Regions from separate parts of the Homo sapiens genome. Here regions 1, 2, 4 and 5 are each linked to region 3. The links are chromatin contacts, found by Hi-C or POLR2A ChIA-PET in ENCODE. All regions are on one chromosome and are shown on one strand. The core of a region is the stretch at or near the end of the contact, and the rest is flanking DNA. Distances in the headings are between cores, read along the strand shown.

Region 1 (2,700 bases), core at 11-2,510, 1.1 Mb before region 3:
CGGGGGTTTCTCCATGTTGGCCAGGCTCGTCTCGAACTCCTGACCTCAGGTGATCCACCCGCCTTAGCCTCCCACAGTGCTGGGATTACAAGCGTCAGTCACCGCGCCTGGCCCTAAATCACTTTTGTTGTTGTTGTTGTTGTTATACTGTTCTTTTTCATTGCTAAGTAATATTCCACTGTGCTACATATGGAATATGCTACAATTTGTTCATACAACCACCTGCTGAGGGGCATTTGGGTGTGTGTCAGTTTTTTAGGCTGTATAACCAATTATCACAAACATAGCAGCTTAAAACAACCTAAATCACTTTTAACCAAACCCTAGAGTTTTCTCCTCCTAAGGTAGACCCAATTTCCAAAATAAACCCATATTGTACCTTTTCAGGCCAAAGAAAATATTTATATGCTTTATTTGCTGGAGGCCATTATATTCCACCGTTGAAGGACTTTTGTTAAGTACCTGTTTGACCCTTAGTGCAGGGCTTACATCCCACAGTTAGCAATAGCAAGTTATGTGCTTTTTGAGCTCTAAACACTGAGAATTTCTTGAACCGAGTTCTATTCGGCCCTGACTTGCTGTGGGGGAGAAAAGATTCCTCGGGAGAAGTGTGGGTGGCGATGGCTTAGGAGGACCTTGAAATTCCGCATTTGTCTGTGAGCTGCTGCCAGGTGCCCATTGGCCCAGCTACTCTGGGTCGCAAACCTGCAGATGCCAGATACATGAAATTTGGGGACGTTCAGCTTCCTAAAACCACAGTTAGGCAGGTCCTAGGACCCGTGATTCTTGCCACAGTTTTTCTTAGTATTTGGGCTACAAGTGAGGCATTGGCCGCCATCTTGATATCAAATGCCAGGCAAGCCGCTACTGGCGTCGCTCGGTAACCACGGAGACACCCGTGCCCCTCCCGTTTCTCATCCTTAGAGGCTGTAAACTACAATTCCCATCAGCCGATTTCCTCTGCGTAATGGCAACTTATCTAAATCTGGCTTGTGGGCAACCGCAACGCTGCCGCAGTGAACTGTGGGAGTTGCGGTTCACGGCGTAGCCTCAGTTTTTTTCCTGGGGGAAGTTCCAGAACTACAAATCCCGTGAGCCAGTGGGCTTTCGCCTGCGCACGGAGAAGCCGATTCTCCTTGGCCCCTCAGCCTGCGCCTGAGAGGTAAGAGAGGGCGGGGGGAAGGAAGAGGAGGCGGGATCCGGGCGCTGCGTTGGCTGCGGCCTGGCACCAAAGGGGCGGCCCCGGCGGAGAGCGGACCCAGTGGCCTCGGCGATTATGGACCCGGCCGAGGCGGTGCTGCAAGAGAAGGCACTCAAGTTTATGGTGAGGAGACGGTGGAGGCCGGGGAACGGTGGAGGCGCTGGCGTTGGCGGCGTCGCTGGCCTGGGCCGCCCGCCCACTGCGGGACCGGGCAGCGGGACCCTGGGCCGAGGCTGGCGGCGGAGCGGCTGGAGGGATGGGATGGGAGCTCCAGAAAGGAGGCTGGGGGTTGCGGAGCGGACCCAGGGGTGGGGGCAGCGGCTCCGCCATCTTGTGGATGAGAGGCCAAGTGACAGCGGGAGCTTAATCGAGGAGGGGGCTCCAGGCGGCGCGCGGGGCCCTGGAGGGAAAGGGGCGTGGGGACTGTTACTGAAAAGCGGAGGAAGCTCTCTGGAGAAACGCCGTGAGGCCGCTGGCGGGGCCTTCCTGGTGTCAGGGTTACCGGTAAGGCCCGGGAGAGGAGGTGCATTCACGACTGGGGAAGGGAGCGCGGGATAGAGTGAAGACAGATACGGTGGGTAGAGGGGAACGGGCAGGGCTGGATGCAGATGGATTTAAGGGTGGAGGAGGGAACGCTAGGGCTGGTGAGAGGCTTATAGTTTTGTAGAATGAGGAGGGAGGATAGCCTTTGCCTTGAGGGTGGAATCCCAGCTTGGCCAAACTACTGTTGACAAACTCTGGAAGGGAAGAGGCCTCACTAAAGAAGATAAGGACTGGGAATGAGGACCTAGGGCTATAATGACAGTCCCTGGGAGGGGAAAAGGGTGTTGACTGTAAGCTAGAATTACAAATGTCAGGGAGGGGTACATAACGCTACTTTGAAAGGAGAAGCTAAATACTGTAATAAGGACAAGGTGATGAAAAGTAAGAGCAGATTGTCAGGGAAACATGGGTACAGGAGATTGGGGCAAAATGAGTATCTAATAGGGTAAGCAAAACAAAATTTAAAGGTAAATTGTGGGACGGTAAAATGTGGAGGCCAGGTGCTTTGTATCATTTTCTGGGAAAGGAAAGGCCGTGGAGATGAGAGTTGCAAAGACCCATAAGAAGTGATGAGATCAGTTGAGAAATTTAGGAGATAAAAAGGGTGGAGGTTGGTAGAGGGAAGTAAGTCAGGGATAAGTCAGGATTTGTGGTTACCCGTCAGTTTTAGGTTGAAGCACAGTGTGAGCAAAGATTGGATTTTGTGGGTGTGCTTAAACCCCTTGGAACATATTTCTTTAACTTTGTATCACGCTTTTCTTTTTGCTGTGCTTATCTTTGGCAAACTCGTATAGTCTGATATTTGATGCTTTTAATCTGATGCTTTTTGTATTTCCTAGGTGTAAAACCAGACTTTGTGGTTACAACTAAAGAATGATGGAATGCATAGATTTTAAGCTTAACAGGTGGCCTTAGGGACATTGATATTATTTGCAGTCCAGTCTTGCTTTTTCAGA
Region 2 (2,856 bases), core at 74-2,573, 1.6 Mb before region 3:
GGGTCTTGCTATGTTGCCCAGGCTAGTCTCCAACTCCCGGGCTCAAGCTATCCACCTGCCTTGGCCTCCCAAACTGCTGGGATTATAGATGTGAGCAACTGTATCAGGCCAATAGTTCAATTTCTATACAATAAACTTGAAAGACCCGTCCAAATTATTTTATATCATTTAAGATTTTTTTCCATCCAACTGATTAAATAACTCTGTCAATTAAAGCTTGGACATCTTGAAATTGATATTTTGGTTGTTAACAGTTATTGCAACAGTATTTGACCTGTCTCTGGAAGATTTTGTAAAGAAGTAAAATTCGCTGTAGGAATCTATCTGGGGAAGAAAGGGAACTATAATTTGCTCTGTACCTGTTACATGAGAGAATCTGAACTGTGCAGTGTACACTGTTTTATCCTTTTATGGTTTACAATTACCCAGAAAAGTGAGTAAAATGCCCGTTTTACAGATGTGGAGGCTGAGGTTCAGAGATACTGACCAGTCTCTCGGTTTATAAGGAAAACCATGGCTAACAGCCTCCAGAGCACAAGCCCTTTACAAAGGAGGGTTGGAGATTGCAGGCAGCTTTTACTTATCTATGCTGCCCACGCTTAACATGGAAAACTGAAAGCTGACCTTGTGTTCCTTTAAAAAATCTCCAAGGAAGTCGGCTGCAGAGACTTCATGGTAACTCATGAGAAACAAAATGCTTTTGTGGATTAACAACTGTCTTTATTCCAATGGAGTTTTTTGGGGGTTTTTTCTTCTTCTTAAAGACAAAAAAATAATCTACCGCTGACACTCAACAAGAACCGTCGTAGAATGGACAAGTCTTCGGATCGCGCTGTGCAGATCCCTCAGCAAATTGTGACAGTATTATGGCACTTTGGCCTAAGCTGTTAAAGAGACGATGTAATGAACAGCTGCGGATTTCTGAGGCACAATTGTGTGACACAGGAAGCCCAAGTGTTGGCCATCCTCAACGAAGGCAGCTGCCGGGCTCCGGTTTGCTTCAGCAAACCCTCACCCCTCGCCTTCAACCAGGCGGGTGTCGTCAGCTGTCCGCCAGCTGCTGCCCGCGCCTTTCCGCCCCCGCGCGCCGGCCAAGGCCGAGGCGGCCGGGACCAGAGGCGCGCGCCCTCAGTGCATGTGACGGGGTGGGAGGGGGAGGTTTCTTCCTCCCCCGTCCCCAAGCCCCGCCTTCTCCAGAGAGGCTGCGGCTTCCTATTGCGCCACCACCGAAATGACCACCGTGCCAGCCAATCAAGACGTGATTCATGAAGTAAGACCCGCCCCTTACTGGTCCCCAGGTTCCTTCCCGCTCACGCCGGAGTCACTTCCGAAGAGAGAACCGCCATGAAGAGAGAAGGGGGTGCCGCCCACCTCTGCTCCGACAGCCTCCCGGAGTCCCAGCAGCAAGACGGCAACCACGCACCCAACTTCTCCAGCCACGGCTCATGCCGCCGTCGCCAGCGGCGCCGACATGACAAGGCGCTGCATGCCCGCTAGGCCAGGTTTCCCCTCATCCCCAGCCCCGGGGTCGTCGCCCCCGCGCTGCCATCTGAGACCCGGTAGTACCGCCCATGCTGCAGCGGGAAAGAGAACAGAGAGTCCTGGGGACAGGTACCGTGCAGAGGGCTTGAGAAGGGGCCGGGTCGCGGGGGCAAGGGTATGAGGGGAGGGCTGCAGACCGCCGCTCTTCCAGTTCCCGCCATCCTCCGCGAGCTCAGGCGTTGGCATTTCGGGGCCTGGCAAATCCCCGCCCCGCCTCCGCGCAGGGGCTACTGGGAGTTGGAGTTTGCTTCTCTGTAGTTGGGCAGCTGCTCTTGGTCTAGTGACCACCAGCCTGGACAGCTACGGAGAACCCGCCTTAGGTAGAAAGAAAGTGATTTTTTTCCTTTGCAAGAGTTTGACCCGGGACCCTAACTGCTTAATGCATATTTAGATCGTTTTCTGTACGTTGTCAGTTCTACTGATCCTAGTGGTTTAGTAATATAAACCTTTTCTATGTTGTGGGTGAAATTATGTAACCTGTGATGAGGGAATCCCTTCCACGAATTACTTTGTAGTCCAGCGTGCACGCTAGTTCATACTTAAAAGAACTTGCAGATTTGGAATGTGACGTGTTTTCTCTTTCAGTAACTTCACGCCTCTCCAAGAGGCTAATTTTTTTGTAAAGATTTTGTGGGAGCTATGTAATGAGATGGGGAGTTTCATCTAATGACATCCTCTGACAATAAAACATGTTTAAATTCCCTACGAACTTGGTACTGTCTTTTATTTTAAGTTAAATTGTATTAAGTTTTAACAATATTCATGTTACTAATACTGTGGTACAGGCCCACAATCCCTTATCTTAACTCTGAAAGCCAGAAAGCTATGAAAACCAAAACGTTTTCAGTAAGTTTGGCACCACATCTTACTGGGCAGCCAGATCTGACTAAAACTAATGTAAGGCTGTTTGTGGTCTTTATCCCATTAAGTGTGAATATTCATGTTTTGCTGGAGAAATGTCAGTGGATTTGATTACAGGTTGCAGCACCAGACCCCACTGGGGACTTTCCATAATACATCCAAGTTATCCCCTTCCTAAAATCTGATAAATTCAGAATTCTAAAACACATTTGGCCCCAGAAGGTTCAGATAAGGGTTTGTGAAACTGTTATAATTGTGTGTGTGTGTGTGTTTTTTTTTAAGCCAGTTGTTAAATAAGCAGTGGACATTTTGTGTGCATATGAACTTAGAGAACCTACCTCTTGAAAGTTACATTCATGGTTATTTTACAGGTTTCTTGTATGTTTTACCCAAAATCATTTTTTCTCTTTCTGGTGTATTAATCAAAAAGGAGTCTGAGGTCCAATATTTTAG
Region 3 (2,793 bases), core at 294-2,793:
GGAAAATTTAATGAAAACAACAACAAAAATATATTGGAAAAAGCAAGCAACTTGGAACTGGATCTTAGTCTGATGACTGGCTCCTCAATTCCTAAACTGGATGGTTTGAAATCTGTTATTTAACATCCCTGCATACACTGGGGATAGTAATTCCTATCTACCTAACAGAGCTGAAGCTTAAACGAGAACATTGTAATATGCCTAAGGTCCCAAGAGCTGAATCAACAAAGGGAATCTGACAGAGTCAGCTTACAACAGAGGGAACTGGTAGTTTTGCCTCAATGGAGGGACCTACAAGGGACACAGACAGGGATCAATCTCTGTGGGACCAAAGCTTTGAATCGAAGGCAGAAATGCAGTCGTTTTACAATTTTCTCCTTTCCCCCCAAAATAAGAGCAGTATTTAGATTCTTTCTATTGGTCAATATTGATGCTTCTGCATGGTGGTGCTGGCAAAAGGGATGACGGATAAAGTACTGGATTTAGGGCACCTCTGCTATGTGACCTTGGGCTCACGTTACGTCTTCGCGCTTCAGTTTTCTCATCGGTAACACGAAGATCAAAGTTCCTTTTAAACTATGCGTCCAGTTTTTGTGAGGATCCAACTCGAATGTATGTGAAAACGCCCTGGAAGCGCTAGAGCGCCAGGCAAATATTAAGTTTGGTAATTTTTTCCCCGTAAGAACTAGGCGTTCCAAAGAGGAGGACAACCTCTCTGCTTCCTTTGTCACTCTCCTTTCTTCTCGACCTTTACCAACTTTGTAATTTATAATCACAGTAATAGCTGACATCCTACAGCGGTTTCTGGCACCAGATTCTCGGGCCCCACCCAGATCCACACCACCAAGCCGCAGCGCCGGCTGAGACCGAAGGAAAACTTAGCCGTTCTCCACCCGCGGGCGGGCACTCGCCTCTAGGCCCCACCACCCAGAGTCCCGGAAGCCAATCCCCACAGCCCTGGAGCACTGCCCCGCCCCTTCAAGAGGGAAAACAATATGGCGGCAAGGAAGAATGGCAGGGGCGTGAGCCAATCACCGCAGAGGCCTAGCCTCATCCGGCAAGGCTAAGAGGCGGTATCATTGGCTAAGATGGACAGCCAGAGCAACCAATAGAGCGATCGGAAATGGGGGAGAGGGCGGGCGACGGGAATCTCACACAGCGGTTAAGGCCCCTAGAGCCAAGGGCCCAAGGACTGGCTTGGACTATAACTCTTTCCTTTATCCACTCCAGAGTTCTCCATCCCACTTTTGCTGGCTGGCCGCCTTGCCTGCGGACTATGTGATAAGGGGAGGAAGGAGGCGGCGGTGGCTGAACGCGCCTGACAGGCCGGGCCAGTGACAAAGAGCCGGCGGCTCAGGCTGAACCCCGGGAAGCGATCCTTTCGAGGAGGAGAGCCCAAGTCCCCTTATAGATAGGAAAGACGCAACTCACGTTGTCGATCACGACAGGCTGGTTGGCGATCACATCGTAGGACTCCATGGCAGAGGAATCTCTCCTTCTGGGGAAGGAACTGCCCAGCCGGGTCCGCCGCTAGCGCCACTGACACGCATGCGCAGTCTAGCCGCCGGTTCAGGGCGGCGAGGGAGCGGCCCGACCTCGCCTCTGAAGAACTACAATCCCCAGCAAGCTTTGCGCCTGGGTTAGCGATCTAGCTTGCTTTGTTGCCCGCCTAGTTTAAGATTGGGAGTCGCATTTCCAATGCGCAGTACCCTGGGATTTGTGGTCTCCCTAGATTAAACAGCCAGAGACACAGGTTGATGGTCATGTTGCATGCCTGGATCTGTAGTCCCTTTGAAGGAGTTCGCAGTGCATGCTGAGGTATGTAGTCTTCTCGAGTACTTGTCTGTAGTTCGGTTTGGATTGGTCGTAATTCATGGATGTTTGGATTTTGCAGATCAGCCCTGCCACTCCCCCCGACGTTCCCTTAGACAATATAAGGTTCTCATGTTTTTATTTGGGTCTGTAAGACTTTAATAAACATCTCCTAGCACCTCACACTCTAACAAAAAGGAAATGTTAACACACGTACGCGAGAGGACATATTCCTACAACAAAGGAAAACAATTTAAATTGCATAAAATTAGCTTTAAGTTTAAAAACCTGTACATTGTCGTTGCCTTTTGCATTTTCTTTTTTTCTGCATAACAGGCTAACATTGATCCGAAGATTGGCAATTGGAACTACTGGTATAGGTAATCTTTTGGTCATTAAAACATCATCTAAGGGTTTCAGAAACTGCTCGAGTATCTCTTTAATTTTCATAACGAGCTAGAATTGACACTGATGGTTGAGAAAATGGAGGTGAAGAGAGGTTATGTGTCACTGCTTTCAAATGAGCCCAGTGCATTTTTTTCTCTGGATTATGTTCTCCCCCAGCCCCCTTGAAATTTCAGGGACCTTTTTGTCAATAGCCCTAGAAAACATTAGATTTATTATCATCTATTAATACTAACGCCCCATGGATGAATGAATCAATCCATTGTCAGATTTATGTTTAAATCCTAGTTAGCAGCGCGTCAGCAAAACAGTAACAAATCCTTTGTTGGCGCACTTCTCGCTGCTTTCGTGGGACCTTAGCACCTCAGAGGGTGCTCAGCATCTCTAAACTTGGGTTCCTCCTAACACTAGGGGGAGACCAAGAGCCTTGGGACACTCCCAACACAGGGAGGGGAGGCGGGGCCTATTGTCAAGTCACACCTTCCCTGCCTGTGACTGGCACAGACATTAGCCAATGGGTGCTTGGATAGGGTGCGCCGGCGCCCCGCCCCCCTTAGCGCCCCGCCGCCCCGAGGC
Region 4 (2,700 bases), core at 73-2,572, 1.5 Mb before region 3:
CCACCTGACAGTTGTTATATGTTCTGCGTCTAGTTTTAAAATAATGAAAACTGAGGCTTGTGCTTAACATATGCACACATTTTGAAGACAGACCTGAAATGTGACCTTGGATAAGTTTATTAACCTGTTTTATAAATCTGTATTCACACAGATATAAAGTGCCTAGCCCATCACAGCAGAGCTCTCCGTAGCTCAGTGGTTGTTCCAATAAGACATCAGGGATTCTTCAGAAGCCAGCCTTCAGACCTCTCACTGTGTTTTGAGATCATTATTATCAATTTGGATTTAAAAAACAAGGGCCCTGTAAAACCCTTGAAGTCTTCCTCATCTCAGGTTTTAGGGATGCCACTTGCATAAAAATGAGTGGTTCACAAGGTCACTGCCCCCAGAAGCAGGCACTGGAAAGAAACAGGCAGCTCTTCATTATCCCAAGCAGAACCTCTGTCAACTTGCCCATTGATGGGTTCCATTTGCCTGGGCTTGGAATCCCAAAGGGGAAGAACCACCTTTACCGGAGTAACAGTCCAAAGCCTGGGGCTGCAGTTGGTGGGGCAACTCTTCACTGTGCTTGCACCTGGGCTGGGGCAGGATCCTGAACCTCTCGGGGGCGTAGCCCGCGGAACGTGGTCGGCTTGTTGGTGAAGGGGTGCCACTGGCCCTGGATGCTAGGGTTGTCGGTGTGGAAGGGCTTGCGGATGCGGATCACGTCCAAGCCCGACTGGTCGGCCAGCTTCTGCACCAGCGTCGAGATCTCCTCGACCGACTTGCAGTGGATGCTCTCCTCGCGCACAGCCCCGTTAACTGGCAGAAGAGGGGTGAGAGTGGGTGGAAGCTGGCCGGTGCGACCAAGCGAGAAGGAGGATAGCGGGTCGAGCCCCTGATCCCGCCCTCCAGCCCGAGCCCGGCCCCACTCACGGTATTCGGCCACTACTCTGGGCACGCAGCACGGACGCGAGTTTACATATATTACGACCCCTGGATTCCGTCGGGCGAAGTCGATCACCTCCCGCTCCACGAACTCCCTAAGCGACCCGGGACAGTGAGCAGTATGACCCCTGACTGGGGGCGACCTACCCGGGGAGTCGTTGCCACCTCCACACCCACCCCGACCCGCGCCTGCGCACTTCCCTTGGCTCACCTGGCGCCGCGAGACGAGGCGCCGTCGCGGCTGACGCTGAAGCTCAGACGCTGCAGCTGCTGCACATAGCGACCCAGTCCGTTGTGGAGAACGCTGGCCAAGAAGCGGCTCGGAGTCCCGCGCGCCGTCATAGCTACAGCTTGGAGGCCGCGGAGCCTAAGCAGCGAGGAGAGGGGGGCGGGACTAAACCTCGAGGCTTCCGGTTCCGGGACGACCGCTCCCGGAGTTTTGCTTCCGAGGTCAAGGCGAGTAGCATGTGCGGGAGACTCACGTTGCCGGCGAAGTGGGAGAGAGAAAAGTGGTAACCTGGGGCTGGGGGCCGGCGCGGCGGAGCTCGGAGTAGTAGAGCGGAGTGAAGACACGGGGGAGGATAGAGACTGGCATTCCTTTGGGCCGGGGGATTGGCGGGAGTCGTGCTGGGTGCTCTCGCCGTGTTGAGGTCCCAGTGAGGGGAAGGAGAAGCGGAAGAGGGTCTCTAGTCGGGGCCTAGGGCAAAGGGACTACAAAAAGGATGCAGATGACTATAGAAATGAGGACGACGAGGAGATGCTGTGGAGGAGCAGTAGAGGTGAGAAGATGATGCAAAGAAACTGTGTCAGTGAGGAACTGTATAGAGGGTCATAGAGGTGAGGTGGCGGAGAGAAACTAACTAACGGACCATAGAGGTGGGGGAGCCATTGTAGAAGGACGTGGACGCGAAAGGGTCGTGTAGATGGGCATATGTGTGAAGCAGCAACGTAGAGGGGCTGAAGAGGAGAAATTCATGGAGAGAAAGAATGCACCTAGAGTGAGCTCTGCAGAGTGCTGCGTGGGATATCCCTAGAGTTTGGTCTAGTGAAGGCACGCTAACCAGGCACCTAAGGCATTTCAAGTAGTGACTTCCCACATTTGGCTAGGAATGTGGGTCCTCCTCCGAAGTGGGTACCCCCTCCGTATCTTGTTACCCCTGCGTGGGGAGTGGATGGGTCGGAGGGGCCTGCCCCGAAACTTGGCCCCAGGCCCTCCTCGCAGACGTTACAGGAAGGAGACTCTCCAAGCCTTGGATATGCCAGTGTTGCCTGTAACTGCAACTGAAATCCGCCAGTATTTGCGGGGGCATGGGATCCCCTTCCAGGATGGTCACAGTTGCCTGCGGGCACTGAGCCCCTTTGCAGAGTCTTCACAGCTCAAAGGCCAGACTGGTGTTACCACTTCCTTCAGCCTCTTCATTGACAAGACCACAGGCCACTTTCTCTGCATGACCAGCCTAGCAGAAGGGAGCTGGGAAGACTTCCAGGCCAGCGTGGAGGGGCGAGGGGATGGGGCCAGGGAGGGGTTTCTGCTTAGCAAGGCACCAGAATTTGAGGACAGCGAGGAGGTCCGGAGGATCTGGAACCGAGCAATACCTCTCTGGGAGCTGCCTGATCAGGAGGAGGTTCAGCTGGCTGATACAATGTTTGGCCTTACCAAGGTTACAGATGACACACTCAAGCGTTTCAGTGTGCGATATCTGCGACCTGCTCGCAGTCTTGTCTTCCCTTGGTTCTCCCCTGGGGGCTCAGGATTACGAGGCCTGAAGCTCC
Region 5 (2,700 bases), core at 101-2,600, 1.4 Mb after region 3:
CTTGTTGCTTCAACTGCTATTTCTATTTGAGGGCCCACTATATGCCAGGCACTGTTCTAAGCCCTGGGATTACAAAGGTGAACAAGACAGATGATGTTCTTCCTCTCAGGGAGTTTATAATATTTTGATTCTGCTTAATTCAAAAGAAAACAAACCCCCTTTACATATCAGGAATCAAAAGATTCCATTACACAGGGTTAAGCTCCATTTTTACAAAGAAACCCAGACTTTGCAGAAGGTGAGTCACATGCCCGGACCAGGTAAGTGGCACATTTAGGAAAGGAGCCAGGCCTAGGAATATCTGGCCCAGCGATCTCTCCAACAGGAGCAGGGCCAAAGAAAAACAAATGAGCATTTTTAAGCATGAAAGACCCTAAATGGAGGTAAAAACCCCAGTACAAAAGTTACTCCCCCAAACACCTACTAAAAAAAAAAAAAAAAAAAAAAAGATTTAGACTGTTTTTTTTACCTTGCAAATAAATGAACTCATGCGAAGGTCCAGGCTAGGTCCCTTTCAAAGCCTGCAGCAGGGAAGGCTCTCCTAAAAGCCTCTAATCCCAGCTTTCTGAGACTTTGGGAAAGGGTGGCAGATGCAGCCCAGGGCATCCCAGGGTGGCTAGCCACATACCTGGCACCTGGCGGGACTCCTTCATGTCCAGGATATCCCTGATGTAGAGTTTTGCAAAGGCTAGAAACACAGGATCCAAACCCCACAAGAGGGAAGGGGTCTCCTCTTCACACCGGCTGGATCCAGGCTGCATCAAGAGGCAGGGCTGTGGCTTCCAGCTAACTCTGAAAGGTTCTGCATCACTGAGTCAAGCATCTAGATGGGACACAGAAATGAGGATGCAATGCGTTTAACGTGGGTCAAAGTGGCACGGCCCTGACGCTGCTCCCAGGTGGGCGTCCAGGACTCCAGGAGGGGTGAACGCAGGGATCCAGGGCCCTGTCAAACTCCATGCCACGGGGCGTGTTAAGAGGCGTTCCTCACGTCAGGACGCCTGCGTTCCTTACGGCTCTCCCGCTGTTCTCCTTCCCACAAAGCACCAACTTCGGAACGGCTAAACATCAACTTTCACTCTGGGAAGATACGTCTGTACAGGCGTAGCAGAAACCGCTTGGGGTCCCGGGAGGAACGGGCGCCCTCGCAGCCCTGCACGTGTTGGGGCATAGTGGATGGGTCTGACTGTCGCTCTGCCCTAAACTTTCCGCTTTTGGGGATGAGCCAAGAAAAGGAGGAAAAAAGATACTAAAAAATGGACCCACTTGTAGCCCCTCCCGCCGCCTGCAGCTCCAGGAGCCCTGAGACCTGGCCCTTCCGGCGCTCGGAGCCGCTGGCGGCGACGACCCCGCCCGGCGCAGGAGCAGTTGGCTGAGGTCGTCTCTGGAGTTCCGGCCTGAGCCCGCCCCCTGCCCCGCCAGGGACCAACCCCGGTCTCCCCGCCAGCGCATTTCCTTTCTGCTGCAGCGCCTCGCCACGGCTCCGCCCCATCTCTCCCGAAGTCCCGCCTCATCCCACCCAGACCCCACCCATCCCGCCGCGGCCACGCCCCATCCTGCCCGAAGCCCCGCCCCATCCCGCCCGAAGCCCCGCCCCATCCCGCCGCGGCCCAACCATCCGCTAGGCCCCATCCAGCCGAAGTCCAGCCCGTTCCGTGCCCCGCCTCAGCGCAGCGTACTTTTGGTTCAGGCAGCGCTGCAGCCCCGCCTTCGTGCTAGCCTCCACCGCTGAGGCCTAGGAGGCGACCTTGAAATTCCTGCAGTTCTAACGCCGCTCTTCTAGTCACCTTTCACCCCTCCTCCTGCTGGTGGCGGGACCCTGAACCTGGGCCTCCTAGAGGTTGGGTCAGGATCAGACTATTTTTCTTTTTGATTCCTGATATGTAAAACAGATAAAAAGTAAGCAGTGCCACGAGTGCATTGTGGCATATTTTAAATGTTCATTTACAGTTGGTAAGTGACCTGACTCACACACTTAGGACTCTAGTTTCACTTGGAGATGTCAATATCTAAATTTGAGCCCTCGAGTGAATGTGAGGTCTTGACTCTGCCAGAGACTAGCCGTGCAAAATCATGACAATACATTTTGTCTCCTTTACCCTTGTTCGGTCTACAGTCTGGAAGGTTGTACACTTAAGAACTTTGAAAAGCTGGCATTTTGGTAAATCATGGCCACCTTGATGGTGCTTAGTCTCCAGAATTTCTATTTTAAAGTGAGGAAAGATAGCCACGTTCCACTCCCATAAAGAGCTACGTTACCCGAGACGTCAGGAATTCTTCCTAATTTACAGAGACTCTGGAAAATGGCAGGGGAGTACAGATCACCCTGGCAGACCATTCCCGGGGGAGGCAGGTGGTGGCCAAAGAGATAATTGCTAAACTATTTATCAGAGAAGGAACTTGGAGCCGCTGGAATGGAAAGTGTGTGTGTCATTAGACCCATGGCATTTAATTACCTCCCCGGCCATTTAAGAAGCTCAAAAACAAGAGTCCTTGGTAAAATACATTGCCCAGATTCTACTGCAATGAACACTAGGAAATGTAGGGTTTAAGATTTAATTAAGAGAAGACACTGGCTGGGCGCGGTGGCTCACACCTGTAATCCCAACATTTTGTGAGGCCGAGGCGGGCAGATCACGAGGTCAGGAGTTCAAGACCAGGCAGGCCAATATACGGAAACCAACCCCCTCTCTACTAAAA

What was found. Hi-C counts contacts between places; a loop is a spot of excess contacts on that map. ChIA-PET counts read pairs that join two places held with the same protein, here RNA polymerase II (POLR2A). Pooled maps may share reads with other maps.
Region 1: a map of ascending aorta shows a loop between it and region 3 (6-fold over the local background). The contact joins the promoter of BTRC here to the promoter of ACTR1A in region 3. A Hi-C loop is called at or near these places in 3 of 168 maps with a recorded cell type or tissue (CD4-positive, alpha-beta T cell, ascending aorta and naive thymus-derived CD4-positive, alpha-beta T cell), 5 of 37 single-sample maps with no recorded cell type and 16 of 50 pooled maps. POLR2A ChIA-PET finds 5 or more read pairs at or near these places in 1 of 52 experiments (OCI-LY7).
Region 2: a loop to region 3 is called in a map of B cell, with 32 times the contacts of the local background. The contact joins the promoter of SLF2 here to the promoter of ACTR1A in region 3. A Hi-C loop is called at or near these places in 2 of 168 maps with a recorded cell type or tissue (B cell and naive thymus-derived CD4-positive, alpha-beta T cell), 1 of 37 single-sample maps with no recorded cell type and 8 of 50 pooled maps.
Region 4: a pooled map shows a loop between it and region 3 (14-fold over the local background). The contact joins the promoter of MRPL43 here to the promoter of ACTR1A in region 3. A Hi-C loop is called at or near these places in 1 of 37 single-sample maps with no recorded cell type and 10 of 50 pooled maps. POLR2A ChIA-PET finds 5 or more read pairs at or near these places in 2 of 52 experiments (H1 and activated T-cell).
Region 5: a map of CD4-positive, alpha-beta memory T cell shows a loop between it and region 3 (11-fold over the local background). The contact joins the promoter of STN1 here to the promoter of ACTR1A in region 3. A Hi-C loop is called at or near these places in 2 of 168 maps with a recorded cell type or tissue (CD4-positive, alpha-beta memory T cell and naive thymus-derived CD4-positive, alpha-beta T cell), 1 of 37 single-sample maps with no recorded cell type and 13 of 50 pooled maps.

What each region holds. Positions count from the first base shown.
Region 1 is chr10:101,352,905-101,355,604 of GRCh38, forward strand. BTRC (beta-transducin repeat containing E3 ubiquitin protein ligase) reads left to right here and starts at 1,261. Exons shown (of 15, transcript NM_033637.4): 1 at 1,261-1,324. The coding sequence starts at 1,277. RefSeq lists a silencer at 1,305-1,484.
Region 2 is chr10:100,911,640-100,914,495 of GRCh38, forward strand. It overlaps SLF2 (SMC5/6 complex localization factor 2), which reads left to right and starts at 1,324. Exons shown (of 20, transcript NM_018121.4): 1 at 1,324-1,611. The coding sequence starts at 1,472. RefSeq lists a silencer at 844-1,113 and enhancers at 1,334-1,403, 1,424-1,473.
Region 3 is chr10:102,501,169-102,503,961 of GRCh38, forward strand. It overlaps ACTR1A (actin related protein 1A), which reads right to left and starts at 1,544. Exons shown (of 11, transcript NM_005736.4): 1 at 1,432-1,544. The coding sequence starts at 1,479. It also overlaps a transcript of SUFU not described here. RefSeq lists enhancers at 1-28, 1,423-1,522 and silencers at 1,873-1,942, 2,620-2,793.
Region 4 is chr10:100,986,175-100,988,874 of GRCh38, forward strand. It overlaps MRPL43 (mitochondrial ribosomal protein L43), which reads right to left and starts at 1,323. Exons shown (of 3, transcript NM_032112.3): 1 at 1,139-1,323; 2 at 916-1,022; 3 at 95-801. The coding sequence starts at 1,269. The coding sequence ends at 560. It overlaps TWNK (twinkle mtDNA helicase), which reads left to right and starts at 1,369. Exons shown (of 5, transcript NM_021830.5): 1 at 1,369-2,700. The coding sequence starts at 2,037. RefSeq lists an enhancer at 1,082-1,151.
Region 5 is chr10:103,916,834-103,919,533 of GRCh38, forward strand. STN1 (STN1 subunit of CST complex) reads right to left here and starts at 1,351. Exons shown (of 10, transcript NM_024928.5): 1 at 1,267-1,351; 2 at 629-823. The coding sequence starts at 761. RefSeq lists enhancers at 813-1,142, 1,002-1,647, 1,278-1,572 and a silencer at 1,313-1,662.